Linked DNA regions of Mus musculus: all the other regions are linked to region 4. The links are chromatin loops, found by intact Hi-C in ENCODE. Cell type or tissue: left cerebral cortex. All regions are shown on one strand. Region 1 has its middle 9.2 kb from the start of Gm39220. Region 2 has its middle 23 kb from the start of Gm19935. Region 3 holds the start of Gm39220 (a long non-coding RNA gene). Region 4 holds the start of Tox3 (TOX high mobility group box family member 3).

What was found. Hi-C counts contacts between places; a loop is a spot of excess contacts. Peaks named below come from ENCODE experiments on the same cell type or tissue, not always from the same donor. Only the 100,000 strongest peaks of a DNase experiment are listed, where the experiment ranks them.
Region 1: a loop joins it to region 4, with 1.9 times the contacts of the local background. A loop is called at or near these places in 2 of 42 quality-filtered maps.
Region 2: a loop joins it to region 4, with 2.7 times the contacts of the local background. A loop is called at or near these places in 2 of 42 quality-filtered maps.
Region 3: it touches region 4 in a loop (2.6-fold over the local background); 2 of 42 quality-filtered maps call a loop at or near these places.

Annotation. Positions count from the first base shown.
Region 1 is chr8:90,541,113-90,549,112 of GRCm38, forward strand. No RefSeq gene overlaps it. Among named protein-coding and RNA genes, the nearest start is that of Gm39220, 9.2 kb to the left of the region's middle. In left cerebral cortex, a CTCF peak has its summit at 4,302; DNase peaks (open chromatin) are centred at 1,778 and 2,583.
Region 2 is chr8:90,790,631-90,798,630 of GRCm38, forward strand. No RefSeq gene overlaps it. Among named protein-coding and RNA genes, the nearest start is that of Gm19935, 23 kb to the right of the region's middle. In left cerebral cortex, CTCF peaks have their summits at 542 (motif pointing right), 3,341 (motif pointing left) and 4,899 (motif pointing right); DNase peaks (open chromatin) are centred at 3,310, 4,933 and 5,144; H3K27ac peaks cover 276 bases.
Region 3 is chr8:90,532,063-90,540,062 of GRCm38, forward strand. It overlaps Gm39220 (a long non-coding RNA gene), which reads right to left and starts at 3,819. Exons shown (of 3, transcript XR_879076.1): 1 at 3,681-3,819. In left cerebral cortex, no CTCF peak of the experiment used is centred here; DNase peaks (open chromatin) are centred at 3,645 and 4,377.
Region 4 is chr8:90,345,376-90,353,375 of GRCm38, forward strand. Tox3 (TOX high mobility group box family member 3) reads right to left here and starts at 2,877. Exons shown (of 7, transcript NM_172913.3): 1 at 2,488-2,877. The coding sequence starts at 2,574. In left cerebral cortex, CTCF peaks have their summits at 2,629 and 4,957; DNase peaks (open chromatin) are centred at 2,455, 2,767, 2,962, 3,301 and 1 more place; H3K4me3 peaks cover 2,497 bases; H3K27ac peaks cover 1,500 bases.

The sequences.
Region 1 (8,000 bases), 200 kb after region 4:
TGGTTGCTGGGAATTGAACTCAGGATCTCTGAAAGAGCAGGCAGTGTTTTTAACATCTGGGCAATCTCTCCACCCCCTCTTACCTTTTAATATCCCACTCAGTTACTTTTTATATCTTGACTCTAGATTGTTCTGTGAGGACAAAGATCATGTCTGCTTTGTTCTTCAGTACATCTTTCTTTTATCTCCTACCCACAATGCCTAACACGTGACACTCAAATAAATACTTGTTGAATGAATGAATGAATCCATGAGCTATCACCTGACAGTAAGTGTAGCAAACTCTTTGGAATCTACACAATCCCTTAGGCTCAATGCCTGACAACCATATTGAAATCACAAACTTGTCTGTTCAAGACAACTGAGCTCATCAGACTGGCCCCATCAGCTCCAGAATTTAGCTGAATTATAACTGCCAAGTGCTGCTGTGGCTACATGAGGTGGTTAGAAACAGAGGCAGTGAGGTCAACACTAAGAAGGAAGGAGAGCTAATTTCCCTCCAGGGAGTGACAGAGAAAGGCAGAAAAGCCAGGTACCTGGGTTGGTGGTATTTTTTCCTGTCCCAGCCCACCAAGGATTTCAAACATACACTCATACTCTTGCAATAAATTCCTTTTCTTATTCATGCTAGCTTGTATGGACCTCTGCCCCTTACAACTACAACAGCCCTAACCAAGAAGATCTGAAAAGTCGTTCCTGGTGCCAATGATAAATGTGTTTGACTTCATCAAAGTGATATTCTGATGGATCTGCGGTCAAATGCGAATGCTTGTCTTTTTTGCACTTTGTTGGTTCATTTAGAATCGCTTGGGTCCGGGGTTCGCTCTGTGATTTGAAGACAGGGCTCTTTCTGTGCCTTTTTCAGATGATAATGCAGACGAAATTTTCAGCCCAGCCCTCCATCAAACCAACATCATCTCGAGGAGGCATAATTATGGCTGCTATTTGGCTGGCTCCTAATGGAAGACAAAGCAAACAGTGCGCTAAGAAGTTATTTTCAATGATGACACTTCAAACAACACAGAGAAGGGGGCCAGCCAGCAAGTCGGAACTCCTGTAGCCCAATCTGTAGCATTCTGTCCTCAGAGGTCCTACCCCATGATAAGGACTGACAGTAGCTTTCCTTTGGTGGGTGAGTTGCAGTTACTCTAGCAGGCTATGAAATGGTTCCTGCTGGACCTGAGTGATCCAAACAAATTTTTAAAAAAAGATCTTGATTAGCAAAGAATCATACTCAACAATAGCTACTTCAGGATCAACTGGTAACATTGATATAAAACAGAGGCCAGGGTCTGCTTTCATTCATTTTTGTTGTTTCTTTGTAAGTGCAACTGTCCAAGGCCACAGCAGAAAAATGTATCTTCAAGTTCCTATTCAGTTGTGTGGCTGCTTTGAAGTTCAAAATTATGCAAATATTAGAGGGGCTAAGGCGGGATGTGACTCGGTGATGGGATGCTTGCTTAGCATGTGCAAGGTTCTGGGATCAATTCTCAATACACCCCCACCCAACACACACACACACACACACACACACACACACACAGAGTACAAATTTTTCCAAATGTTAAAAACTGTAAAAGTCATTACCGATGGTAATGCATTCTCGTTTGATGCTGCACACCCGGGGAGGGGTATAATTAGAGAACAGTTGGTCTGTAGTCCAATTATTTAGCCACTCTGCTTCATGAGAGAGAAATTTGGCTTAGTCAGAAAAACATCAAACTGCACGACACATCCTACTGCTGTAAAATAATTGTGTTTCACATACACAGTAAATGTGTCTGAAAAGTGGGAGGATACGAGAAAATAGCTTCAAGACATGCAGGAGACTTGGCTGCCATCAAGCTTTCGAACACCGTGGGTTTTTTTTTTCCTCCCAAACATTGCATAAGGCTCGCAGAGACAATTGGGTTTGTGTGTAAATACAATTGACTGGTTCTCGTCCCAGAGACCCTGCTTCCCACTCTCCAGCTAATACTATTTCCCTTTTTGTTCCGCCTCATTACTTCAAGCTTCCCTTACAGTTCTAAAGCTAAGTAATTTCTCTCTCTACTCTCTTTCTGCACCTTTACAAATATTTGCAAACGGTTAGCATGCCCTATCCTGGTACTTAACAATGAAGCAAAAAACCCCCTCGGTGTCTTTAACACTTAATAACTAGGCCAGTGTCTTAACTGCTTCTCTCTCCTACAATTTCAGCTGTCTAACATGTTATGGTAATTATCTGGTGCATTCCTCTACAGCGCAATGTTGAATTCAAAATTCTCTTTGCACTCCTTAGACAATTCTGGGTTGGTTGAAATTGCTCTATGCTGTTATCAAAGCCACCATAAACATATGGGGGGGGGAGCCTTTACTGAGTCCTGGATATTAGGAGAGCATGGTCACAAGACAGTGAGCAGTAGAGGCAGATCTGGTCTACTGTGTGGCCATGAGCAGATGACTAATTCTGTGGATCTTGTTTGTTTAAAGAGTTCACACATCTTGTCACTGGGATGTCTTCTAGATCCCGGTAGCCTGGTTTTCGAGCATCCCTTTGAAGACTAAGGTCAGTCAAGTCGTTCCTTTCTAGAAGCCTGTACTTGTGTCTGAGCCTTACAATGAAACCAAACTCCAAGCCTGCCAAAGCCTCGCCCACCCAGGGTTCTAGCTTTTCCTATACAGCTTCCTTCATCCTTTCCCATCTGTTTCAGACTCGATTCATCCCAATAAGAGTTGGAGACAAGGATTTGAGTCCAAGACATTTGAGTGAGAAGAAACTAATAAGGGAATGAGGAGGTGACAATGGAAGGAAACCAGGATAGAGTGTGTTATTGAGGAGCTTGTCACGATGAGCAATCAAAGTTTGATCCCACAGAGGTCTCCTGGTATACAGCAAAAAGTACTCAGCCTGCCTTGAGTTATCCCACTGAAGGATAGCCCCCATTCACAGAAACTCATGGACTCCCACAATCTTGCCATGTTGTCTTAGTTAGGGTTTCCATTGCTGTGAAGAGACAGCATGACCAAGGCAATTCTTATAAGGGACAACATTTAATAGGGGCTGGCTTACACTTTCAGAGGTTCAGTCTGTTATCATCAAGGCAGGAAGCATGGCAGTGTGTGGGCAGACATGGTGCTGAAGGAGCTGAGAGTTCTACATCTTGATCCAAAGCCAGTCAGAATAAGCCTGACTTCCAGTCAACTAGGAGGAGGGTCTCCAAGCCCACCTCCCACTGTGATACACCTACTTCTACAAGACCACACCTCCTAATAATGCCATTCCCTGGGCCAAGCATATTGAAACCACCACACATGCCCAGTCTGATGATGTAGTATGCCAGAAAAAGCCATCCTGGACTCAGGGTTGCTGAAAAAGTATCTCATGGATACAGGTAGGATCCAGCACTCTGCTCCACTGGCTGCTAAAATCCAGCTTTATGTGTTTTCCAGTTCTTTTCTCTTAAGGCCTATGTACAAATAGACCTCTCTGATTGGACATTTCACAAATAATCTTCTCAGTATGACATCTCTTTCTCCACTAAGTCTTCCCTGGGCTTCTTCATTACCATGCTCTCCAATGCTTTGCACAATTATTTTGATTTATTTTGCACTGTCTCCTTGTACCAGGTTATAAGCTGCACTTGGTCTGGAATCATGGATGTTTCATTTGCTGATGTGAAGCCAGCAAACAATAAATAAATGGCTGTTACTTTCTACATTGTTCTTTGTAGCATGTAGTTTGGCCTATACCGCTTTGTGTTCTTGGCTGGTCCCATGCATGCATCTGTCCAGGGGCTATCTCAGATCCATGAATAGAAAACACACACACACACACACACACACACACACACACACACACACACACACACACACACATACACACACACACACACACACACCAATTATTCTTAAAATGTCTTGGCTAACTTAAATGTCTGGGGATACCTAAACCTTCCCTTGACCAGTTGGGGAAGAAGCCACATGGTGGTTGGCTTTTCTCCTGTGGCTACTCTGTCCCTTTCTTCCCCATCTCTGATTCTCCTTGCATCCTACCCATACAACTCCCATGCTCAGCCATTGGCTATTAACACCTTTACTGATAGATCAAAAACCAGTTGAGGGCAAGGACCTTTTGTGTCAGTAAACACAGATCCCCGATTAAATCAAAGCATGAGAACTACCTACCTACAATTCTCACATGAGTAGATTTTTGAAAGCCTACAATTTGTGGGAAAACAATCCATAAAAACTAAACATGGTTTAGTGGGATAGAAAACTTTCTTTCATGAGGCTCTGTATTGAAAAGGACTCATTTTGTGGTCTCCTATAGGTGGCTTGTAGGTACTTCAGCTTTTGTGACTTAATAAGGATGTCAGCAGATACAAGCAGGGTTTTAGGATATTAAAGATTCGGAGATGGGTCTTCAACCTCAGGTCCCCGTGCTTGAGGCAATAATGGTGATAATCCGGGCATCTGAGGATTTTGCTCAACCTCGCTGATTCTTCTGTATCTGTGGTTAGGTGTTTATTTTGCAGCCTTTGCATTTTGAACATGCTGTGAAACACATGTCGAGATCAGAGGACCAATTGCTAGAGTCAGTTCTCCTTTCCATTGTGTGGGTCCCAGGGACTGAATTCAGGTCATCAAGCTTGCAAGTAAGCACTTGACCTGTTGAGACATCTACTGGTTGAAATTTCTTAAATATCACCTAAGGACCAATAAGCTTCCAGTCTATTAGTTGAGAAAAACAAAAGGATCCTTGTATATATTCTATGTACTCATAAAATTCTTTGGTTTAACTTTTTAACGATAATGACTAGACCACAAATACAGTGCTACAAAGCTCTGCAAACTGAACCTGTTTCTTTGTCTACAAAAAGTGGTGACTTTAGGTAAAAATCAAGGATGTCAAACAACTGCTGAGTCACTATTAGCTAAACCTATGCTCACAGCATACAGCACTAATTAATAGTTTCACTCCTTCACTGATCCAAAATGTGATCTTAGAAACCTGGCAGGAGGTCAACATTGCAGATAACAAGCTACACTGAAAGACTGGTGATATGACAGTGGGATTACACGTGACACCAGAAAAACATTTCACTTTTGTGATATTTTTCTCCAACACCCATAACTCCAGTGTAATCATGAGAAAACAAAACAAAATACCACAATAGTAAACTTCAAAGCTGTCACCAAAAAGAAAGTAGAAAGATGTGAAACTCTTACATATCAGAAAACAGAAAGGGGGGCTGGAGAGATGTCTCAATGGTTAAGAGCTCTGACTGCTCTTCCAGAGGTCCTGAGTCCAATTCCCAGCAACTTCATGGTAGCTCACAACCATCTGTAATGGGATCCGATGCCCTCTTCTGGTGTGTCTGAAGATAGTGACAGTGTCCTCACATATATAAAATAAATAAATCTTTTAAAAAAAGAAAGAAAGAAAGAAAGAAAGAAAGAAAGAAAGAAAGAAAGAAAGAAAGAAAGAAAGAAAGAAAGAAAGAAAGAAAGAAAGAAAGAAAGGAAACCAGAAAGGGGATATAACAACTAAGTGTGATACAGTATCTTGTTTTTATTTGGTTGGTTAGTATTTTGTCCGGGCACAAGTTTGAGCCTACAACTTAAGCATGCTGGCCAAGCACTTTGCCACTGAGCTATATCCCCAGCAACAATATAATACCTTGAATAAGATCCTGGGTCAGGAAAAAGCACTAGTAAAAGAAAAGGTAGCCAGATGAAATCAAACTAAAGTCTGGAGTTTCTAATTTCTTAATTTCAACAAATACAAAGTTTGTTATCTGGTAGATTAGCATTTGTGGGAGAAAGTTTTGCATATATGAGAATTTGTATTATTGTAGTAAATTTTCTATAAATCTAAAATTATTCAAAAATCAAAAGGCTACATTTTGACCAAGTAAGCTGTATACCCTCATTATCAGTTATGAGCATGTTCAATGTACGTAACCTCTCTGTCTCTCCTTTTCCATAATTTAAGTATCTTTCTTCTTTTCAAATATTTTGCTGCAGATAAAGAACACTGAAATTAAATGCTTACTATCAAAACTTGTGGTTAGAACATCTAGCTTGGGGCATGTAATAGGAAATAAATGATCCTGCCAAACTCAGTGTTATTCTTTCCCACATTCAAATAATTTAAGAGTTGATCTACTGCCATAGACTTCCTTAAATTAATGTCTTTTAAAATATAATTAATTTTCAAAATATCTTTCACTTACGCTCAAATTTAATTGCAAAGTTTGAGATCTGGGCATAGGCAGAATTTATTGAGTCCTTTTGATGCTAAAAAGCACTGCTGCCCTTAACACCAGCAATGAACTAAATTGCCGCAAATCTTGTACTAATGCCCTCCAGATGACATGTGCACTGTGAGAGTCTTAGAAAGATGCATGCAGCTTTTCCCTTGAAGACACATGCCAAGAAGAGGACTCACGCTTTCTGTGTACTTATGGATCCCATAACTCACTGTCTAGGTGAAATGGGCTGCTTTTGAAAACTTAGAGACCACAACCTTCACTTTTCAGATTGTAGAGCTAGCAGATTTCATTTACAGTATATTGCAACAAGTCCCTGGGAGTTTCTGCCAGAGCCTGTAAATCAGAAACAGTTAAGAAAAATGTTCAAGAGAATTTCCTATTTCTGCAGACAGAGAAGGTTGAAAAATATCAGAGGTAGAGTTATGTGGTGTGAAATGATGCTTTCTAAGGGGCTCTTTTGAGCAGTTTATTAAGAATTTGTCAAAGACATTCCTAGCACTCATCAGTGAATTAGACATGTATTAAATGCTTATTGTAGCATTTAAAGATCATGATACTTACCACTTAGAATCTACTTAACACGCTCAAAACATTTTCAATACTAATTAAATATCCTCCCACGTGTATCTGTGTAGAGAAATAAGCATTTAGAGGAGGAAGAAATACCTAGACACCCAAATAAAAAAAATCCATCAAAGAAGACTTGGGAAGTGGAGCACGATATTAAATATGTAAGGCAAAAGCATAGCATCTTGAATTCCAGCCAGAAGTCTAAGCTAGGTCCCCAAACAACCATTTGGAGTTCAATCTTTTCATCAAAATGAGCCTTTGTGCTTTTTTGTCTTCCTAAAGTTTTAGCTGCCCTAGACAGACTCTTTTGAGGGTTAGGCTAATTAGGTGGAGCAAACAGAGAAAACTAGTAATTCTGTCTTCCCAAAAGGAGGTTTGTCCTCTCAGAGTCTGGTGCAATGGATACAGTTCAGACTTTTCAGGCTCCCTGATTTCCTCTTTCTTTATGTTTTCAGATTTTCAAACGTACATGTTCCTTCCCGATGGGATTGGCACTTTGGTAGAGAGAATAACCATTGGGGAGTTGACCTTCATGGGTAGTTGTTTTCTACTTGAGAATATGAGGCACGCGTGCAAAATCTAGACAATGCATGTATGAGCCAGGCAAGCAGCATAGGACTACGTGGGGGGAGGTGGAGACTTGTGGGAAGGAGAATGGAGGAGGTGGGGGAAGCAAAGATGAATCTAGTGCTTCCTCTCATCTGCGGAGTCTAGACTTTAAAATATATACAGGAAGGCAAATGTGAAGCTATGTAGACAAAGAGACCAGCAGCAAGAGGGGCAAGAATGGGCTGGCCAACTTGCAGGAAAAGAAAACCTAGAACTAGTCTCACTCAGATTGACCGTGCTAGCATCCTGTTCCATGGAATCAGCCTACTTTATCCAGAAGTACATAGAACTGTTTTAGCATTTTCCAAAAACTCTATGTTATTTGAGAATACAGAAATGCTGGGAGCCATATGAGCAACTGGTTCAGCTCTAACCCATATGACCTTGGCCTAGCTGCCTATATCCAAGAAGATTGGGTTTGCTATCAAAAGTGTAGGTGTTGCTGGAAGCATCCCTTCTTTGAGGATAATTCGGATAAGATATGAGATGAGACATACATAATGCCTAGCTCAGGCCAAGTAACCACAAATACTGTCTACTATTATGATAGGCATGTAAAGGGGT
Region 2 (8,000 bases), 450 kb after region 4:
TAAGTAATAAGTTTGGAATATCAGAGGGGGGAATGTGCTAGCAAAGTGGAGGAGTGAAGTGGCCCAGCCAGCCATTGAGCTGTTTAAGGTATATTAAATATAAGGCTGTGTGTGTGTGTGTGTGTGTGTGTGTGTGTGTGTGTGTGTGTGTGTGTCTTTCACTTGAGAATCCATAGCTTTGGGGTGGGTAGGGAGGAACTTGAGCTGCTGCTGCTGCTGCTGCTGCTGCTGCTGCTGCTGCTGCTGCTGCTGCTGCTGCTGCTGCTGCTGCTGTTGCCAGGGAGAGTAGAGCGGGTTAATGAACTGTGGCAACACAACTCTAGTAAAACTCATTGGTTCATCAAGTTGGATGGTATCTCTACTTTGGTCTGTCATAGGCTCCCTATTTGGAGTAAATAGATATGTGTGTTCTGTGTCTCCAAAAAAAGTCTTGTCACATAACACCAAGCCACAACCAAGCCCTGAACACAGATTCTTTCTTTCCTCTTTTTCAGATTTATTTATTTATTTTAAGTATGTGAGTATGCTGTTGCTGTCTTCAGACACACCAGAAGAGGGCATCAGATCCCATTACAGATGGTTGTGAGCCACCATGTGGTTGCTGGGAATCGAACTCAGGACCACTGGAAGAGCAGTCTTAACCACTGAGCCATCTCTCCAGCCCCTCCCACCCACCCCCGCAGATTCTTTTTTTTTTTTTTTTTTTTTTTTGGTTTTTGGTTTTTTCGAGACAGGGTTTCTCTGTGTAGCCCTGGCTGTCCTGGAACTCACAATGTAGACCAGGCTGGCCTTGAACTTAGAAATTTGCCTGTCTCTGCCTCCCAATTGCTGGAATTGAAGGCATGGGCCACCACGCCCGGCACTGAAGGCAGATTCTTAATTCAGGATTTGCAGTGAAGTAATTTGTGGAAAGTATGGAAGTTTTCCTCTCTCTCTCTCTCTCTCTCTCTCTCTCTCTCTCTCTCTCTCTCTCTCTCTCTCTCTCTCTCTCTCTCTCTTTCCCTCTCTCTCTCTCTCTCTCTCTCTCTCTCCCTCTCTCTCTCTCTTAGCTAACTCTCACTGTATAGTCCAGGATAGCCTTGAATAAGCAACTCTCCTGCATCTGCATTCCCAAGTGCTGGGATACCACTGGGTGCCACCACACTCAGCCACAGAGCATTTAAATATGCCACCAAGGCTGCACCAGGCACCTACAGGCTTGTTGGTTTGCTTGTTTGTTTTATTCCTGGGGGTGGGAGTGGGCAGTAAAACAGCATCTTGCTCTATGACTCAGGCAGGACTTACACTCTGGATCTCAACCTGATTTATGACAGCAACCAAATTACAGTTACGAAGTAGCAACAAAAGTAATTGTATGGCTGGGGTCACCACAACATGAAGAGCTGTATTAAAGGGTCTCTGCATTAGGAAGGTTGAGAACCACTGCTCTTGGTCTTCTGGCCTATGCCTCCTGCTTCATGGTTTTGTAGAACCAACAGGCCCTGCTCACCACTGGTTTGCCAAGCACTGCATAGCCATGGTCCACGGTGAACAGATACAAAAGAACCTTAGAGATTGCCAAGAGCTTTCCTCCTCATCCTGAAGGGCTAATCAGAGGAGGGAGGCTGGCCCCAGGAGTCAGTACAGGAGTCAGTACCCAGGACATCAAATTCTCAGATCAAAGACTCATTACCTTGAGGGGTGTCGTAGTCCAGGTTTTTGTTCCTGAAAAAAAAAATCATAACCAAGAAACAAGTTGGGGAGGAAAGGGTTTATTCAGCTTACACTTCCACATTGCTGTTCATCACAAAGGAAGCCAGGGCTGGAACTCAAGCAGGTCAGAAAGCAGGAGCCGATGCAGAGGCCATGGAGGGATGTTTCTTACTGGCTTGTTTCCCCTGGCTTGCTCAGCTTGCTTTCTTTTTTTTTTTTTTAATTTTTTTATTAGGTATTTTCCTCATTTACATTTCCAATGCTAGCCCAAAAGTCCCCCATACCCTCCCCCCCCCCACTCCCCTACCCACCCACTCCCACTTCTTGGCCCTGGCGTTCCCCTGTACTGAAGCATCTAAAGTTTGCAAGACCAATGGGCCTCTCTTTCCAATGATGGCCGACTAGGCCATCTTCTGATACATATGCAGCTAGAGACACGGGCTCTGGGGGGTACTGGTTAGTTTATATTGTTGTTCTACCTATAGGGTTGCAGACCCCTTTAGCTCCTTGGGTACTTTCTCTAGCTCCTCCACTGGGGGCCCTGTGATCCATCCAATAGCTGACTGTGAGCATCCACTTCTGTGTTTGCTAGGCCCCGGCATAGTCTCACAAGAGAGAGCTATATCTGGGTCCTTTCATCAGCTTGCTTTCTTATAGAACCCAAGACTACCAGTGCAGTGATGGCACCACCCACAATGGGCCCTCCCCGCTTGATCACTAATTGAGAAAATGCCTTACAGCTGGATCTCAAGGAGGCATTTCCTCAAGAGAGGCTCCTTTCTCTGTGATAACTCCAGCTTGTGCCAAGTTGACAGGAGGTGGGGAGGAGGAGGAGGAAGAGGAGGAAGAGGAGGGAGAGGAGGAGGAGGAGGGAGAGGAGGAGGAGGAGGAAGGGAAGAGGAGGAAGGGAAGAGGAGGAGAGGAGGAAGAGGAGGAGGAGGAAGAGGAGGACTTACTTTGGCTTATTGTCAGTTGCCAGTTCCAGAGAGTTTGGTCCATGATCTCTCAGATCCATTGCTTCAGTCATCGTATGCCGAGCTGATCACAGAAGGGCACTCTGCCTGCAATCCTCAAATTTGGAACCTGAAGCTGATGCAAGAGTTCCAGACCAACCTGGACTACATAACATAGCAAGACTGTGTCTGGAAAATAAAATAGCAGGGAGGAATGCAGCTCAGCAACTGAATATGCCTGACATGCACAAGGCCCTGGGTTTGATCCCCAGTGCCAAGGGAGGAAGGGAGGGGGAGGTGGGAGGGGCATTGAGCACAATTTGACACGGGAGAAAGGAAGTAGGCCCCCAGCTTCAGACTATAGATAGCTCTGAATCCTCAGTTTTTGCCTGTTCTTGAGAGCCAGTCTATGCAACTTCTAGGACGAGCGTCTTCTTGACATTCCTGAGTGTTCCTAAAATGGCTCATGCTTGCTATCCTGGCTGTGTCTGCTCAGCACAGTTAAGGAAGGTGACAACAAGCTGTCTCTCTGCACACGACACGAGGGATTACAAAGGAGACATCTTTGGCTTCTGGATTCCAGAGTTTTCTCCATGGCCCCAAAATCCCTGCTCTGAGAATGTGCAAGACATCCATGCTCAGGGCTGCCAGGCTGGCCTGCATCTCTTTGCCTCTCCTGCCCTCTAGTGGTCACTCCCCATGCTGATCTTTCCACACCATTTTTTTGCTACTGAGTTTTAAAATACAAAACCTGTAAAGAAAATTCTTGCAAATGTATCCAATGCTCAGTGGAACTTCATCTAGCTTTATATGTATTCGACATATCTATTTCTATATGTAGCTTTAAGATACCTTAAGGCTGGACTTATAGTTAAGTGATAGAGCACTTCCTTACCCAGCATACACAAGATCCCAGGTTTTATTCCCCCAGCACAATAATAATAAACTTACCTGTGCATTCATGTACCAGATGCCAATCCCACAAGCTAGGCCCTCTTCAGGAGAATCACAAGTTCAAGGCCAGTTTGGTCTATATAGCTAGTTCTAGGCTAGCTTGGACTTTAGAAGGAAAACCTAGTGTGTGTGTATGTGTGTGTGTGTGTGTGTGTGTGTGTGTGTGTGTGTGTGTGTGTGTGTGTGTGTGTGTGTGTGTGTGTGTTCTATTTTAAGTGTGTGTGTGTGTGTGTGTGTGTGCGTGTTCCATTTTAAGTATATTTTATAAACTTATTACATGTTATTATATTAACATATTATATATAAATAATAAGTTAAAATGTAGCTTTTATGTTCATGAAGCCCTAGCTAGAACGACTAAGAGTAAAAGTTCTAGTCAAATGTTCAGTGCAGTTGATGGTGCTGCAGAGGATACAGGGGATGCCCTAGAGCGTCCTGAAAGGCATCCTGGGAAAGTGAGAGTGAAAATATGAAGGGTGAGGGACCAGAGCTATGATGGCAAAAAGCCAGGGAGTTAGCAAGTCAAAACTTCTGTGTCCAGGGAGAGTAGGATGAGCTTGAAGAAGGGAACATAGAGCTGTGTGGCTGGAATGTCAAACACTGGAGCCTGGGATGGTGGGAATACAGACGGGAGGACTACACGGTGGTCTTCGTGTGAATCTTTGTCTTTATTAAGATGAACCGTTCATTCTCCCTTTCCTCTCTCCCTTCCTAGCCCCCTCCTTCTTCCTGTCTTCCCTTCCTCACTCTTCTTCCTTTCTCCTTCCTTCTTTGCTTCCGGTTGTAAACCCTGGCTGCCCCTTGGGACCATCTAGTCAAAACCTCAGCCAGCAAGATCATTAGGGCTAGGATGAGCATCTCTGGTTTTTAAGGTCTCCCTGGGTGATTCCAGTGTGTGGCTCCAGGAGAAGCCTCCTGGAGACCTAAGAAAGCCTGAATTGTTCGCTTGCCTTTTCCTCCCTCTAGTGACTGTTCTGTGCTCCTAAATCTGCTCTAAACCTGCAGGCAGATGTTACCTCCAAGAAGGTAAATTCTCCTGCCTGACTCTCCACCAGATAGTTGAAGTTTTGAAACAGCGCCCAGGGTGCTGGAAACCCTCAGACCCCAGCCATCAAAGACCTGCGTGGAGGACAGGGAGCTGTGTATACAAATATGTCCAGCCCGGAAGAAACTAAAAACCCTACAGCCTTTCACTCTTTTTACCCTGCCCCTGGAGGAAGCAGGGCCAGCCCCGCCCACACTTCCTTCTCCCCACCGCACCCCACCCCCACCATCCCTTGCCTCTGTTCCATTCTGTCCCCTAGGTGGTGCCAAAGAGCAGTGAGCCTGTTTTCTGTTTTGTTGTACTTTGATCAAGATTAGATCTCTGTTTTGAAAAAGCCCCACTACCGGCAGGTGGAAGAGGGTTTGAAACTGGACCATAGCATCAGAGGAGAGCAGGTCAAAGCCATTAGTAACGCAATTCTGGTGCGAGGTGATGGTGTCATGGCCGCTCTGACTGTAGCAGAAAAAGAAGAGTCACATTGTAGAGAGTGTTGGCTTCCTGTTGGCTTGCACACAGCAGCCAGCTCAGAGAGGAGAGGGATGCGTCAGGGATGTTTTTAGATTCTTGTTTGAATAAACAGATGGGTGTTGGAGTCAGTTCCTGGGGCAGGGAACAGAGGAGCAGATTTCAGGGGTGGAAAATAAGAAAAGTACCAGGGTGGTTATGAACAAATTCAGGATAATGGGCTACAAGAGCCAGGTCACTGTACTCATTTGTGCAGTAAATAATCCAGGCGTGACGGCAGGTGCCTGGAATACCGTGCTTAGGAGAGATGGAGGCAGGGAAACCTAGCTCAAGTTCATCCTTGGATATATAAGGAAGCTTGAGCTAGAGACCTTGTTTCAAAAACACACGCATCCTCACATGGATACACACATTTTCAGCCCTTCGTAATTATCAGGCACAGATTTAAGCTTTTCTCCTTCGAGAAGTTAGACTGGAGCTCGTCCTCTGGTCTCTGGGTAGGACCCTGCCTTACTTCTGCCAGTTGAAAATCCAACAAGGATTTAGCCAGTTCATTCTCAGAGCTGACCACACAGGAGGCACAAAAACCACAATGTTCCTCTTGACTTAAAGAGTTTGTGTCTCTGGGGAGTTTGTATGTTTCTCTTGCCTTCCTGGCCTCAAGTTTATAATCCTCCTGCCTTAAGTCTTTCCAAGTGGTAGGATTACAGAACACCAAGCTTGGCAGAAGATTCCATTTCTGACCTGCTTTTCTGACCTTGACAAAGTAAACTTTTTCTGAAAGTTAAAAAAACAAACAAAACAAAACAACTGGAACCTAGAAACCACATTCACCTGGGACATGACAGTAAAACTGTTCAGGTCTGAAGAAAGGAAACCCACTGTCCTGTTGTCTCATCCATGAACCACAGGAAATATTTCTCCCTGTAAGTCACAGACCTTAACACAAAAGGGCTTTGAGACAGAAAGGACAGTGGGCTTCATCTCAGCACTTTGGAAGTGACAACAGAAGGAGAGTAAGTTCCAGGCTAGCCTGCTGTACGGAGGAAGACTGTCTAAAACTAAAAAAGACAGGAAGGAAATAAAGTACTGTGAGTAACTGAAGAAGAGAAAGTTCTTGGAGTCCCTGAGCAGCAAAGTCAAAGAGCCAGAAAGGCAAAGAGGAATCAATAGAAACCATCTAGCCAGTCTTTCCCAGAGTGATTTCCTTGGAACACTGCCTCCTAAAGAATACAGAAATTTAAGTGCTGTTTGATATCAGGATTTTAAAAGGTTGGAAAGCCACCTGTGGTTTGTCGAACCTCTTAGAACTTCAAAGTATATACATAGACATTAAATATCAAAAATTTGCTAATGAACCTCCTTACATTCTATGGACCATATATGGCCAAACTCACTTGACCATCTATCTAATACTATCCTTTTAATATGCCTGGGGATATATCCTGACAAAAATATACATTTATAAGACAGCCACAATGGCAGAATTTGAGAGATGAGACAGGAAGTTTAGGTGTTCAAGGCCATCTTCAGCCACCTAGGAAGTTTGAGGCTAGCCTAGGCCATATGAAACACTAAAAATCAAATCCAGGAGTGGTGGCATCGCCCTTTAATCCCAGCACTTGGGAGTGGGAGGGGGGCAAAAGCAAGCAGAACTTTGTGAATTCAAGGCCAACTTGGTCTACATAGTGAGTTCCAGGCTTCTAGGGGTACATAGTGAGAGCCTGTCTTAGGGAGAGAGAGAAAGAGAGAGAGAGAGGCACAAATATATTCATTTATACTTATATAATGACTATAACAATGGCCATATTTTATTTTCTACTCTATGCAATAAACTTTTTGTTGTTTCATTTATTCTTCAAAACAACCCTATTCTTATATAGCCTTATTGTATTTACACATGTTGTAGTTTATTCTGCAATATTTTCCCCAAGGCTTATACATTGAAGGCTTGGTCTCCAGCTGGTGGGACTACTGGAGGGTCATGCAATCTTAGGCATACTCTAGTTGACGGTCATAGCCCACTGGAGATAGTATGTAAGTACCTGGCACTCCCTCTCCTTGAACTCCTCTCTCTTCCTCCTACTGGCTGCACAAAGTGAGCACCTCTGCCCTTTGCATTCTGCCTCACCACAGCCCCGGAAACAAAAGCTGAGCAGGTGCTAAAACCTCTGAAACTATGGACCAAAATAAGTCTATATCATTTCTCACTTGATACAAGGTTTCACTTTTGTACTGGCTAGTTTTGTGTCAACTTGACACAGGCTGGAGTTATCACAGAGAAAGGAGCTTCAGTTGGGGAAATGCCTCCATGAGATCCAGCTGTGGGGCATCTCCTCAGTTAGTGATCAAGGGGGAAAGGCCCCTTGTGGGTGGGACCATCTCTGGGCTGGTAATCTTGGTTCTATAAGAAAGCAGGCTGAGCAAGCCAGGGGAAGCAAGCCAGTAAAGAACATCCCTCCATGGCCTCTGCATCAGCTCCTGTTTCCTGACCTGCTTGAGTTCCAGTCTTGACTTCCTTGCTTCCTTGGTGATGAACAGCAATATGGAAGTGTAAGCTGAATAAACCCTTTCCTCCCCAACTTGCTTCTTGGTCATGATGTTTTGTCCAGGAATAGAAACCTGATGACTTTGTAGCCCAAAACTTAAACTTAAGGCCCTCCTGTCTCATCCTACCAGGTTGTCATTCCCTGATTTCCTTAGATATTGTATCACAGTCGCAGAAAGCTGACTAATATACATATAAAGGTATACAAAATGTAACTGATGAGACAATGAGGTTCTGCTGGACAGTAGTAGTGCACACCTTTGATCCTAGCACTAGGGAGGCAGAGGCAGGAGGATCTCTGAGTTCAAGGCCAGCCTGGTCTACAAAACAAATTCCAGGACAG
Region 3 (8,000 bases), 190 kb after region 4:
CTGTAAAAGAAGCAAAAAAGAAGCAAAGATCACCCTCAGATGCAATGCAAAAACCATGCATGTGCCCGTGTGCATTAATACACATGTACATGAGCATATAGGTTGTCCAGAAGAAGCCAAGGTTTTCTCAAAACAAAAGTCAAGTTTCATGGAAGGGAATGCTGCAACGTTTCCTTGACAACGCCATGCTCTCATCTACCAGAGTGATGAGTTCCATGAACTTCAGCTGAGCCCAGAGTCCAAACAGCATGGGCTAAGCAGTCTGACTCTAATCCTTATCCACCAGGAGTTAATTATCTGATTGGAGTCTCTGAGGAGTCCAGCCATAATTATAGCCCACATGTAGCCACATGATTTGCAAGGAATAGGGAATGCACAAAGAAAGAAGCGTTCCTTGAGGGAATTCTAGTAGAAGAAGAGGAGCAGGTTAGACCAAGGAAGCAAAAGTACAGGTCAGATCTGGCTGTCCACTCCAGCTTATACACGTTTTCAAAATGTAAAATTGATTTTTACAATGTTTACAAATCCTGGTTTCCCATTTCTCAAGAAAGAAAAAGAATAAAAGAAAAACATAACACAAACAAAATAACAATAACAAAAACTCACTGTGAGTTTGCCAACACAGCTTCCTCTCCTCTTCTCCTTTAGAGGGAAACTGAGGAACAGTGAACTGCAGCTTCTTCCTGGGGAACTGGCACTCTCTCTCATTTACCCCAGATAACAAAGTGTCCATTTCACCCATTAGCCTACCTTCCTTTTGCTAGGGACAGCCAAAGGGTAATGAATAAAATATAAAACCATTTAATCTGAGAGGGTCTGAAGGGGATAGGAACTCCACAAGAAGACCAAGAGAATCAACTAACCTGGACCCTTGCCTCAGACACTGAGTCATCAACCAAAGAGTATACACAGGCTGGACCTACGGCCCCAACACGTGTAGAAGACGTGCAGCTTGGTCTTCATGAGGGTCCCCCAACAACTGGAGTGGGAGCTATCCTTAAAGCCGTTGCCTTTCAGTGGAATCTGTTCCCCTAGTTGGGCTGCCTTGTCTGGCCTAAGTGGGAGAGGATGCACATAGCCCTGCAGAGACTTAAGGTGCAAGGGTAGGAGGATACTGGGAGGGGAAGGAATCCACCCTCTCAGAAGAGAAAGGGAGAAGATACAGAGGGAGGAACTGTGTGAGGGAGGAACGGAGAGGCAGGGCAGCGATTGTGATGTAAAATGAATACATAAATTAACTAATGAGAAAATATTTTATCCCAGCCCTGTGAAAGCAGAGGCTGAAAAGTTCGAGCCCCGCACGGAACCCACAGTGCTACGCTGTCCAAAACGAAGAAGTAGGGAGCAGCTCACAGAAAGTGGGAAAGAGCGCCATGTTTTCAAGAGACTGGAGTGTGGTAGGTCAGAAAGTCCAGCCATAGACAGACCTACTTCAAGACAGAGTCACAGAGAGGTTTGTCAAGCCCAGTTACTAACTCCAGTTGCTGGGGGTGGGGGGGGGGGGTGGGGGGGGTTGGGGGGAGAATGCTCTTAGGATCTGACTTGCTAAGGTTGTGGATAGGGAAAGTGGATCAAGCATTCAACGCAAGCCCATCCATTACCTGCTCCCCACAGACTTAAGCACTCAGAGCCTCACATCTCTTGCCACAAGAAGAGATCCACTCTTAAACGAAGCCGCCATATGGATCCTCAGACGTTGTTGGCCCTTGCCCATTGCTTCAGCACCTACAGCCCTGTACTGCGGCCAATTCTCCTCTATCCTCTCTGCAGACCCAGCACTCAGTGCAAAGTTTACATTACCTGAAGGTGCCTACAGAGGTTCTCATGACCTCAAGCCCCTGTAGCTTCCGGAAAGTGGTGCCTGTGGCGTGGCTCTTTGTGTTTAAATATCTTTGCTTTCTTACTTCGTGATTCTGATTTAGGAGAGTAATGGCAAAATGGCTTCCAGAACGCCAGGGCATATCTTCTGTTTGTCGCTCTTCTGCATCCCACACCCTCTGACCACAGTCCTCTTTAGTCGGTAAGCTAAGAGTGACCTTTTCAATGTACTAGCAGCAATGCTACACAACAAAAAGCCAGGCTCAGGAAGAGCGTAAATTACTTTGGTCTCACAGAACTTAACATCCGGAAGACAAATATTTATTTATAAACAAACAACTATGAGGACACGATTATCTTGCTGCCCACTGGTGCAGAGGGCAGTGTGAAGACCCCATGAATAAGTAGCATTGTACTTTGTGCCCAAACAATTTATGAGAAGAAAACCAACTGTGGGAACATCTGGGAGTGGTAAAGAGTGAACTGGGAAGAAGGAACAGCAAGATACAGGAGCCAAGGCAGGAACAGTGCCACCATGTGCACTGAACAGAAGAGAAGCACAAGGATGCAGAACAGTGAACGGGAGCAAGAACAGGGAGTGAAGCCAGAGAGGTGAGATCCTGGAGGGAGCTTGGTTCAAATCCAGCCACTGTGTCTGCATGGTCTTGGAGGTAAGGGTATGTTTCATGTTTTTAATTGGTTGGAGGGAAAATGAAAAGAGAAAATATTATTTCATGACCTGTGAAGCTCATATGAAGTTCAAAGTTCAATGTCCTTGAACAAAGATTTACTCATGTATAGGTTTGACTGGTCTTACATTTAACATCAGAACTTACATAGTTCCACCACAGGCCAGCTGGCCCAAAAAACCTTGGATACTATCCAACCCTCTAGAGAGTAAGTTTGTCAACACTGTGCAACTAGACTCATGAGTCTACTGCTGTAAATGAATAAATGCTGTACCTAGCATTAAGCTGTCCTCAGGATAGATGGTAGATTGAGTCACAAAATGAAAGATTCTCGATGCCTATGAAGGTGCCTCCATGTAGACTGAGAAGGAAAGCAGTTCATGGGCTTCAAGTTCATGGGCTCCTTACTGGTATTTTTTTGTCACCCAAGCCAGAGTCATTTGGGAAGAGGGAGCCTCAACAGAGAAAAGACCTTTCATCACATTGACCTGTAGGCAAGTCTAGGGAGCATTTTCTTGATTAATGATTGATGTGGGGGATACCCAGTCTACTTTGGGCAGCCACCCCTGGGTAGGTGAGCATGGGTGGTATAAGAAATCAGGCTGAGCAAGCCACGGAGAACAAGTCAGTAAGAAGCATTCTGCCCCGACCTCTGGTTCAATTCTTGCCTCCGAGTTCCTGCTTTAGTTTCCGCCCTGATTTACCTTCAGGAGGGACTATGATGTGGACAAACAAGCTAAGATAAGCCCTCTTGAATTGCATTTGGTCGTGGTCTTTATCACATCAATAACCAACACAAATGATTTTCTGAAAACTGTGACCCATATCTTGCTCCCACTTAACCAACGCATCTGGTCCCATTTTTACCGACTCTAAAAGAAATACGAAGCTAGGTCCTGAAAAGTGTCCGGTTCCTTACAGAAATAGGGACAATCAGCAAAATCCAAAGTCTCCTGAATATGTTGAGTCAAGCTAATTTTTTTTTCAGAGAGGAAAAAAAATTGAAAAAAAAGAAGATGAAGTCCTTAGAAATGAGATATTATTTAGGAAGCGATGGAAAGTGTTCTCACTGCACTAATGAGTCATTAAGCAAGGCGTTTGGGAACAGGGAGGCGCTATAATTAGGTTATCTGTATTTTTAACACAAGAAAAATAACCCAAAGCAGCACTCACCAATGCAGCTGTATGGAAGGGGAATGGCTCTCTGCAAGTCTCCAAACAGAGGGGAATCATTTGTAAGAATTCGAGCTCAGCTGAGCAGTTAATTGAACAAAATGCTTAAGAATAAGCCTGCCGCCTCCCGTTACCACCCTGAACCATCTCCTCTCCTCACTTTACCATAACTAGAAAGCAATACCCCATTCCAAAACACCAGATAGCCATGTGGATGGAGAGGGTAGAGTAAATCCAATCATAACAAAAGGGGAAGCAGAGACGAGGAGAGTGACAGGTTAGGAATTTCACATAATTAAACTGTCAAAGGCCACAAAAAGAATGTGAAAATCAGGGGCTATCACCATCATGGGGAAACGAGGGGATTTAGTCACAAGTATATTTCTGAGGAAGATGAAGAAAAAAATAGATGTCCAGACTGCTCATTTTTTGGCCTAATGAATAAATCATCTTGCCCCCACCCCCACCCCCAATGCACCTGCTGCTTTGAAAAGTCCTTCCATACCAACCCAACATAAACGCCTCACAATGGCTCCAACAAGGCTGGAGTCCCGCCAAGGAAAATTACCACTCTTCAACCAAGATAAACATTATATTACTTCATTACCCTTTTAAAACATATGCAAATTAAATCCATTATTCTTTTTTCACCCAGAAATGAAGTTCGTTTGGCTGGAATTCAGCGATGCCTTTTGTTGCAGATGACCATGAATGGGTGAACTTCATGTAGATGGTGCCCATTGCCCATCTCTGAATCAAACATTAATACCATTTGACAGTAATAAATAACACTTACCACAATAGGGATAGAATAATGATTTTCCCACTCAGCTGGCTCATCAGAGCCTATCAGCTGACAACTGCATAAATGGGATTAGCATAACAGCTGCCTATGACAAATGTATCTAAATCCTTCTGATGCTAACTAGTGCTTTGATCTCCTATCAAGTTGGTGCCAAAACCTAAATCCATTTCTGAAAAATACGTCTTGTTTATGATAGATACATATGTATGTTCCGGCACACTCCGCCATCCTAAGACATCCTTAATTAAAAGGATGGGGAAAAGTGATTGAAAATTGTCACCTCTGGCTTAGTACTTACTTCTTTCCATGACTTGGCTGAATAGTTGAAGAAATTTATTTTCAAAATGGAACCGAGATGCCTGCCCACCCCGGCTCTTGAGACACTCACCAGAATGTAATGAGGTCTCATTCTGATGTTTTCAAATGAAAATAATTACTGTGCCTTCGTTTTGATTATTGCCTTTCAGAGGTATTGGGTTCATAAAAATTTAAATCAACTCCAAGTAACATAAGCTACAGTGCTTTACTTCCTATGATACCATCACAATGAAGCACAGACCTGTTCTTTGTTTCAGAACGCAAATAGAGTTTGAGCTCAACCCTGAACTCTAAGGACTTCATTTCTCCTGCTCTACAGCCCACAGCACTGATGAGGTATGGAGGAGCGCTAAATACACACTTAGGGTCTCTACAAGACTCCATTGGTTATCCCTCCTGAACTTGAGATTGAAACAATAGTTTACAAGGAGTCCAGAGTCTAGGGAATAATGCAGGGGAGATCAGGAGGTAAGCAGATAGAAAACTTCCCTAAGGAAACAGACAATACAGAGCAGAGTGCAATGATGAGTAGACGAATGTGGGACTAATTACTCTATTGTGGCTCATGTTACCTGGAAAGGGCAATGGTAACTACTTTCTATAGGGAGTATTTCCACATAGTCAACATTTCCCCAAATATGTAAGTCAGGCTACATTCATTCATTCATTCATACCACAAATATTTTTTGGCAGAGGCCAGATGAGTAGAATTCTAGGTGCAAGGAATCATGGGAACTAGATAAATGGAATCTTTGCCCTCATGGGAGTTACTGTCTTAGTGACTGACATCAACAGCTATTGAAAACTAACTCTAAAGCAGCAGTAGCAAGAAGGGAGGTGTATGCATGCCAGATCTATACTACAGAAGACTTAAGTTGGTGCCAACAGTGCAGAAATACAAGCAGCACAAATAAGATACAGATGAATTAATTAGTCAAAGACAGTTGATTCGATCTACATTTGAGTAATTTCAAGACTGAGGCAAGATTTTTCTGCAGTTATGGGCAGTATAATATGGTTGGGGATATTCGGTTACTCGACCAGATACTGATGATATTTCAAAGGTAATAAAGCAGGTGTGATAGTACACACCCTTAATCCCAGCACTCCTGAGGCAGAGCCAGGTGGATTTGGTGAGTTCAAAGCCAGCCTAGTCTACATACAGAGTTGACAGGATTACTATACTATTTTGGGATCTTATTTGTTTGTTTGTTTGTTTGGTTGGTTGGTTGGTTGGTTGGTTTTGTTTTTAAGCCTCTGTTTTGTTTTGTTTTGTTTGTTGTTTTTAAAGATAATGGAGACCATCTCTGTGTCTGTGACATGCCATTTGCAACATGGAATCATGACACAATTTTACGTTACAGAAGCAAGGTCTACTGCACATCGCTCCCCCCCCCAAAAAAAATAGTGAAGCTAACGCAAATGTCTATACATCAGAGCATAAGTTCCCAGCAAGATCCAGTGCAGGAAGTCCTACCAATCACAGCAGATCCCACGGTGGCTGTCCCCAAGATGGCTGCCAGTGTCTAGAGATGTGGCTTCTTACACCACACTTAGCAAATCATCTAGGTGTGATTGTGTGTGATGTAGAGGCCAATGGTGAGGGAAAAAGAGACACAAGCATTTTACAGGTACAATTCCATCTTCTTCTCAGAGAAGGTGGAGCAGAATAGTGCACATGGATGCACGGTGTCTCCATGGAATCTAGATACTGTTGCGTGTGCTGCATAAAAGCTGGATACTTGACAAATTTTGGTGAAGTGTCTGAGATTTATATCAGTGGTTTCACTGGAAAGAACTCTGAAATCTATACTTAAAATAGCCATTGCCTATTGTCAGAAGAAATGTTGCACATCACGCAAGCGAAGAGTGTGTGACTTAAAATATACAAAATTTACCAAAAGGGCGCTATAGGCTAGCAAGATATGAACAATTTTTAGAACATCACTGAATTCACTCTGCTCTATCCCTGTGTTTTAGTCTCCAGAAACAAAAGCAAACTGTTGTAAGTTATCGTTAAGTAGAGAAATTTTAATACTGGGGGAGGGGGCGGTAAATATCCTTTGTGATGCAGACACTATATAAAAATGAATCCCAGGGTATTGTTCCTAACCAACTGATGACTTAGAATGAACAAGACCCACATGGCTTCCCAGACTCTCATCCTTAAAGTGATCCTAGGCATCTCTACTTGATCCATACCAACCTGCCACCATCCAAGCTTGAAAATAAAGGAATAGGGCCAATTAGTTCAAATTAGTAAGCAAGTTAGTGCATCTCCATCCTACACCAACCCCCCCCACACACACACACACACTCTGGGCCGTGTTTAATCTGCTGCTTTGTTCATTTTGTGTTCTTTTCTTTGGCATCCTAAGCATCGCCGTGTGACTCGCATCCGGTGGTAGTGTGAAACATATAATAACTTCTAAATTATCTGCTTCCTGACTTTCAGTGTAATTAGGGACAGAATAATTATGTTCATGTTCTAATATCAAGCACCATTTTTAAAATATATATATGGCCCTTCTGAATGAGAAAAGTTCCCAAAGCTTGAACAGTATGAGACCAGAGACAACACAGATGTGTCTGGGGCCCCGGGCAAAACCTGGGGGCCATGTGGACCACAAAGAGGTCAAACTGCCTAGCTCTACAAAGGATGGAAGGACAAACAAGGGCCAGTTTAAATGCAGTTAGTGGGTGACTTTGACTGAGAGCTGGACCTTTTATGGCTATTACTTAGCTTGGCATTTGCTTACTCGTCATCTCCTGAGTGAGCCTTCACTCCTTTGCCATCACAGGAATTCTTCTGCAGAACTGGCCCAGATCTCCAGGAGACTGTTCATCTCTTGTGTCCATCCCAGAATTCCTTTTTCCTTCTTTAATCATGGTAAACACACACACACAATAGAAGTTTATCATCTTAACGATTGTCAAGTATCTAGCTCATTACTACATTCAGACTGCCATCAGCAATTCCCCGGGACTTTTTATCCTGCAGAACTGAACATCTATATCCATTAGGCAATGGCTACTGATTTCTTCCTCCCTTACCTCTGGCCTCTAGCCCCTGTTAGTCAGTACTGCACTTCCTTGTTAGTTAGACACCTCATATGCGTGGAATTTAATGTTTGTCCTCATGGGGCTGGTGTAACATCATCAAGACTTATCCATGTCATTACATGTAACAGGACTTC
Region 4 (8,000 bases):
ATACGTCCAGGTACTTTCAGATGAAACCAACGCGTGTCTTTGTATGCTGGTTTACGTCTTCAATAAATCTACCCTGAGCAGCAACAAGCACCACTTGAGGTGCAAGTTAGCTGGGAAGCAAATGCTGTCAACCTGTAATTAGCTTTTGCTGTTCTGAACTCATCAAGTTACTACTTCCTCTTCTGTTACATTCTCTGCACAAAGATAAATTATGGGGGAATAAAACTGTCCTCTTTTTTTTTCACTCCAGAAATTAAGAATATACAAATACTATATTTGTGTTATGGCTCAGTCTAAAGGTACTTCCATTTTTACCTGTAAACAAGCAAAGGCAAACACACCTTACAATGAGGACAATTTGACCCCTCCTAATGCTAAGTGCTGGTTCCAAGTTTTACAAGTTGGGTCCCCACAGACCTTCCTACCTACCATCAGACTGCTGAATTATTAAAGCAAGTTATTTCAGGGCCATCACAGGATTCAGAAGGAGACTCCAAATGATCTTGCTTCTCCCCACTGCCAAAGTTGACCGGGCATCTAGACAAACACTGTCTGGTTTCAAGCTTTATAGACCTTCCCTGAAATAAGTTTCTGAGTTTAAATTGACTCAAAAATAAACCTTCTCAGAAAATGAAAGGAGATACACACACACACACACACACACACACACACACACACACACACACACACACACACCACTCACAATTTCCTCAGACCCTTGAAACCCTTGGGATCCCAGTGAACAGAGATTTGCCATGCATGGCAGAGGCTGGCTTAATACAATAGGTTTCTATTTGGATGCCATTCGAGTGTTGCGGATCTTAAATCAGAGAAAGAAGTAGTTACATTAGACAAGGTAATGGTTTCCAAAAATAAGAGCATGCCCAGTTTACAGAAGGGCTGCGTACACAGGCTCAGCTCTGAGGAGATAAGTAATACCCCACTGGAACAATTAGGCGGATTCTCAGAAACACTACATACTTAATTAGGCTGCCTAAGTCCCTGACTGAGCATACATGGGGGACTTTTTAAAGCATTTAATAACCTGAGTAAATCCAAAATCAGACGACAGAAACCGATCCTTTACTCGGGCTACATACAGCCTTCGGCCTTTGCTAGCCTTCCTTTCGATGCTTAAGGCATTCCTCCCAGCTTTGGAAGAGTGTGAATGGTCACTATCACCACTGGACTAAAAACACCCCTCCATCCTAGAGTTACTGGAAGGGTCCTGGGTGCCTGGCCCAGGGCTGCCCACCACGACAGGGAAGTGAGGCAGTGAGACTGCAGTGGTCTTTGCAAACTTTAGCACTGGAGTTGGGAAAAGAGAATAAACAATGAAGAACAGACCTCCATCAGCCAGGGGCACAGTCAACTATCCCGGCGCTAGATACAATCCCTCCTCTTCCTGTTATTTATTCATTAGTTTTGTATTGCACCTTTCTTTTGGCTGCCTCTGTATTTCCTCCTCCGTTATCCAAGCAATCATAAACAAACTAGGATTTGAAAGAAAAGTCGGAGAGGAGGGAGGAGCAGGGGGAAGGGGAAACACACACACACACACACACACACACACAACACACACACACACAATCAAAAGGCGCAGGACTCTTTCTCTGAATATCGCCCTCAGGGTTATGTCGCAAAGCTCTGTGGTGGGAGCAGTAGGCAAGGTAGACAACCGGATCCGGGAAGCCCACTGACTGCGTCCAAGGTCCACCTATGACCACCTGAATCGCTTACTCCTGTAAGTTTGTGCGGCAAGAGGTGAGGAAGATGGGGTGACCCTGAGGCATGATGTGGAGCTGCAACTCTGATCTCCATGAAAGAAAAAAAACTTAACCCGCCCTCCTCCGCAAAATAAAATAAAATACGAAAGCCCACTGCCTTAACTCGGAAGAGGCGAGCATCTTGGTCTAGTAGACCAAAGCGCCCTAGAGCAGGGGAAGTAAGAGGCACCTGCTGGGATCCTGCAACTTCAGGCTTCCCAGATCCAGACCCCAGACCCAGCCACACTCTATAAAGTTTGTTCATCTTCTCCAAGCTCCCGGGGACCAGCTCCTGACTGGGTGGGTGAGGTGAGATGGGCTGCGAAGGTATGGAATCTCTGGCCCACGAGATCGGGGACCCCCTACGTAGCGTGTCCCCCCACCCCCATGCACACATAGTAGGGGTGTTGCAATCGAGTTTACTAATAACATCAACAAAGAATCACACGCCAGTCTCGGCTCAGTCCCGGGACTGCGCTTCACACAGCTTTTAGGGGGAGCGGGGGAGGGGACCAGGAGGGCAGAGGGAGCGCCAGCAGAGGGACAAAAAGGTGGGTAGAAAGGGCACGTAAAGAGAAGACGAAAAGAGTTGGTCGGAGACTAAGGCGCACCGAGAAGCCAGCGGGTGGGAAGGAAAGATCAGAAAGAAAGTGCAGCAGGCTAGGCGGGACGAGGGACGCGCCCGGGATGGAGAGGTGGCCCCCGCCCCCGGCCCGGTCACCTTGCTGTAGCCGTAGTACCCCAGGCACTGCGCGAAGTCCAGGCCGGCTGGGTCCCCGGCCGCCGCGGGGTAGAACCTCACATCCATGCCGGGGCCGGGGGCTGGGGGCCGGGGCTGGAACTCGCCGGGGCCGCTACCCGCCTCCTCGCGGCCGTACGATCCACCGTCGAGGACGCCCGGCCGGGGGCGCCCGGGGACAGCGCACGGGCCGTGGGACTGTAGGGGCGTCGCGCGGGGGCCGCCGACGAGCCCGGGAGCTGCGGCTGCAGCACACAAAGGCGCGGCCACGCGAGCCGCGGGAGAGCGGGAGGCGGCCCGAGGGACGCGCCCCACCGGGACACCGAAGCTGGCTGCGCGCGGGCCGGGCGCCCGGGGCGCGGGGCGCAGCGCGTGGGCCCGGGACGGCCGGCGAGCTCAGGTGCGCGGCGAAGCTGGGACGGCGGCGGCGGCAGCGGCGGCGGCTGGCCCCGCTCCTCCTCCCCGGGCGGACTGAGCCGAGGAGCCGCGGAGACAAGGGGCCCGGCCCCTCCCCTGCCGCTCCCCCTCCTGCCGCCGCCGGTCCCCTCCCCGCGCCGCTGCCGCTCCGCCCCTCCCACCGCGGGCAGCTGGCGCGCCGCCCGCCCCGCCGGTGCGCTCCGCCGCCGACCGCCTCCGGGCTCGCGCCCCGCCCCGCGCCCCGTGCAGCCCCGGCCACCGCGCGCTCCTCTCCCGGCCTCTCACCGTCCCACCCCTTCCCTCCCCGGTCCTCTTTGTCCCCGCGGCCTCACCGCTCTCCCCGCTCCCGGGCCTCCCTCGGCCTCCCCGCTGCTGCCAGCACCGTCCCTCCTCGAGTCCCACTCTTCTCCCGTGCGACCCTCGCTTCCCTTGGCCCCAGCATCCCAAAACCGTCCACTTCTCACCCAGCCCTCTCTTCTGCCCCTACCACCTCGTCCCAGTTCTTGCTGGTGGGGGACCTGTTTCCCAATCCCTCTACCCTACTTACTCTTCTACTTGGATATCCCCGGTATAGACTCAGCCCAGAAACTAACCTGTGCAGGTGGCTCCTGAGCCAGGAGCCGGAACCCCATGTACACCTGTGGTCTTTACCAGAGGGGTGTTAGGGCCTGACCTTTCACAAGTAAGCAGACTTGAAGCTTCCCAGGTTAAGCCTCAAGTCCGGTCTCTTTGTATTTTCTTTACTCTTGTTTGTTTTCGAAAGGCATTTGAGTAACTGGATCTAGGCGGATCACTCGCTGCTCTCCTAGAGAAAATGTCCCTCTTTTCCTAAAAGGTTCTGGGTGATTAACTTCCCCACGCTGCACCCACCCACCCTCTTATTTCTTTCTCTTTCTTTTAATCTACATTTCTCTCCCCCCACCCTCCGCCCCCATACCCCCACCATCACCACCACCCTTGGCTTTATTGCTCTGAGTTAATTTGAAAGTTTGGCCTTCAGCCTTGGCGCTAGAAAATGTTGGCTGAGCTGTGAGATCTCCCTTTCTCGGTTCAGTTATCTGCGAACTACTTTGAACTAGAAGGGAAAGATGTTAAACTATTTCAACTGACAGTCTCTAAAGGTGTGGGGCCTGGATCACTTCGCTGGTCTGGGACCTGAACTTTTCCAGACATGCACGGATTTCTAAGTGTTCTCCAGCTTGCAACACCTATGTGTACCTTCCTTCACTCAATACTATACTTCAGGAACCAAGCAAGAAAAATAAACTTCAATTAGGTGGAAATGTGTGTGTGTGTGTGTGTGTGTGTGTGTGTGTGTGTGTGTGTGTGTGTGTGTGTGTGTGTGTTCTTAGCAGAAACTTGTCAGGGGACTGCCTAAGAGAGCCCTGTGTATTCAGAGAAGGAACAACTCCCCACATTGTCACTGGGTTGACTCTTAATTCCCCCCTCCTGAAGAGGCTTTGGTCCCCTCTCCTGAGTCTCCATTTACTGTTGACAACCCAGCGGCGCTCCCTAATGGCCCAGCGGGTTGCACAAATTGGCAGTGTGCTGAGATGTTATCAGGACAACACCCCATTGAGTAAGTTCTTGAAACGGTGAAGTGGAGGCCCTTTCTCTGGGCCACTGGGCGCCTGTGGCCTTTCCACCAATCAGAACTAGAGGTTGCAGTGGCCACCTGTTGTCCCGAAAGAGAACATCTTTTAAGTTTCACTATGAGTATCTAACAATAGTGGCAAAGTGCAGGGTCTGACCAAGGGAGAGAAGAAACCGCTGGCCCAGGGTACCAGAAAAGAATATTCCTACCGGGTAACCCTTAAAGGGAGCAAGCATCAAAGGCCGGGCAGATGAGCTTTTCTCTCTGCACACTCCTATCTCTCCCTCACCTTACAGTCTATCTGCCTTGCATCTCAAGCAATCTGAGCTTGATTACAGAGGATGAAGTAAAGTATAAACAAAGTTGCCGAGGGAGAACCTGAAGTTGTAATCAGACCTCCTGAATCTGGCACATAAATACTCTGCTGCAGAAATCCCACTAGCTGCAGAAGCTGGAATTACAGGAGCTAGTGGGTTGCACTCATAGAAACTGTGAGAGCCTTGCCCCTAGACTCTCTGGGTTTAGGAATGCCTGCTCACACCCCATACCACTCTTGGCCACTATTTTAGATTTTTTGCTTTTCCCTATACAGCCTCTGCCTGTCACGCAGAAGCCTTTGAGAGGAGACTACACTCACAAGTCTGCGCTTTAGTTTAGAGTGCGATGTAAGCAAAAGTGTGAGTATTGGGGGAGGGGTGAATGGGACTGTGAGACCAGACATGTGCTTGGGGCATCAGAGTGAGAAGTCACTGGTCCTTTGGGAAGTCTGTGCAAGTGATCTTTCCACTCTGTCACCACACATTCAACCAGTTGTCTTTGAGCACCCAGTATATGCCAGCCACTGTTTATACACTTGTGTATAAGAAAGGAAACACCAACATGACTCATGAAAGTTTTTAGAAGGGACTATGTGTTGTACTGCAGAAATGTACACACACAGAGAGGGGAGGGGAGAGGGATAGGGAGAGAGAGGGAGGGAGGGAGGGAGGGAGGGAGGGAGAGAGAGAGAGAGAGAGAGAGAGAGAGAGAGAGAGAGAGAGAGAGAGAGAGAAAGAGAGAGAGAGAGATTCTGTCTCATCCAACCATCTGAATGGAGGTCCTGTCATGTTACAGCTATTGCAGTTTTTGAGTTGCAGAATATTTTGAAGGAAACTCAAGGGATGGGGTGGTTTGGTGCACCTAGCAAGATGCTTGGTATCTCAAGAGCAGCAGACCTTGCTTGGTTCGTCCTTTGCAGTGGATAAGAGGAAGTTCAGAAGGAAGCTGGGAAAGATGGGGGAGAGAAAGATTAAATGCTTTCACATAGGAATATTCCTGGCAGGCAGCATGGCTGGGGGTGTGGGGGAACTTAAGGCTACACAGGACCTTTAACTGGAATAATCTCCCTGGAGGGGACTGTACCTTAGGCATCTTTTTGTCTTTGGGATTTTGTGGGGGTGAGCACCAAAGCTATACTGTTTCATTTAGAACCGAGTAGCTTTAAACTCTCTATTGTGTTGGTAGTGGCACCTCATTTTAGAAGTTCCAGAGGACATAAATAAGGCCCATGCGCAAACAGTTTTAGAGTTGATTCTGAAGCATTGAGGACCTTTGTGACGTGACATCATCCAGACTTTCCTTTCTGAATCCCATACCGAAGGCTTCCTATCACTAGGCAAGCCTTAAACCTGAAGAAGTTTCTTCAAAAAAAATTATGTTAAATGTGATTTAAATGTATGCTGAATAGTGCTAATGTTTATTAAGAAGGGCAGCAGAGGGCCTAAGTGGGAGTGGTTCTGTGGGCAAAGCACTTACCTGGCAAGCAGGAGGACCTGAGTTCAATCCCCAGAGCCCACATGAAAAGTTGGGCAAGCCTGTAACCACAGAGCTGGGGAGGTAGAGACAAGGTCTTGAGGCTTACTAACCAGTTGGTCTAACCTAATTGCTAAGCCTCAGTCCAATGAGAGACCCTACCAGAGAAAAGGTAGATGACCCTTCTGAGACACCCAAGGTTTACCCTCCACACAGATGGACATTGCACCCCACATGCAAACACACATGAAAATACACATATGTGAACAAACACACATACTTTTCAAAAAGTGACCATAGAAGTCTATGGGAAGCCAAAACATAAATTCTGAGCATAAAGAAACTCCTTGAGTCATTACTATTAGTTGTTATCAGATTGGTGTCTCTATTCATCCATGAATATTTTTAACGAGAAAAAAAATAAGTAAATGTTACAAAATATGAAAGCTGCTTTAAATCTTAACAGAGCTCTCCATTTTTTTTTCTTCCTTTCTGTGGCCTCAGGTTAAGCAAGAACCAGAGAGGAGTGTATTAAACTGAATCCTGCTGGATGTTGTAACCAGAAATCTTACTTTTAGGAATTTCTGAAAGTCATGTAAGCCAAATGAGACAGATACTATTAAATATTATATATGGCTTAGTTCTCTTGTGTTCGGGTGATGAAAAGACCTATCCAAATATTGTGATCCTTGTTTGCAGTATGTAATGTAGCCAAATTAGCAGCAGCTCCAAATGGAAATTAACAAGGCCAGAGCTTCTCCAGTTTCCCCTCTATTCCCATAGTAACAGCCAATGTATTATAAGGGCAAGTGGTTGGTGGTTGGTTTTGTATCTGAACTTGGCTTCCAGTCATAAAGCAGTGTCTAAATTCTTCATACATTGCCACAAAGTTTAAATTTCCTGTCAGAGAATCAGCATTTCACATTCAAAGTTGGAATCACATGCAAGTAAAATCAGACTGACCAACGTTCTCACAGTGGCTAACATGGGGTGTGGTGAGGGGACATCCAAGTGACAAGTCACTAGCACAACACCCAAGTAAAACTTGTCTAAGGGCAAGAGTTCCACCAGGAAATACAGGACAATACGGCCTGAAAGAAACCTCTAGGCCAGGCGACTTTTTGTTTCAGTTTTTACTAAATCAAAACTTCTAGTCTAGAAATGCAAATTATTTTTATATTTTTACTTCAGCTAAAGATATAGACACATGAGCAGATGGAACAAAGTAAGCCTTCCCTTTGTAATAATTATATGTATTCAGTTGTGTTCATGAGATTATTTCTTGCGTTACTAAGACAGATTTTGTTCATGTTGGTCTCTGTACAGTAGATGCAGGAAGAGTACACCAAAACTAACTACCACTTCTCCAATTCACTGTTACCTTTACTAAGAATACAGTCACTGGTAGGCTCTGACAGACTATAATTATGGATCAACAACCCCAAAAACCTAGGAGCAAAAAGTACTAAACTGAGAATTAATTCCTAGAAATAAGAGCAGAACTGCATCAAGTCTTTGCTTGTGGTCTGAGTCGTTCCTCAATGAAGCTATTTTAGAAGCCAATACCCTTAATGCGATCAGGAGGTGTGCAATTTTCAGTGTAGCTACCCTAAAAAAAAAAAATCCATTCACAGAAATCCTAAGCTGCTGCCCTGCCTGTTTGCTGAAACATATTCTATTTTTTTTTCTGAAG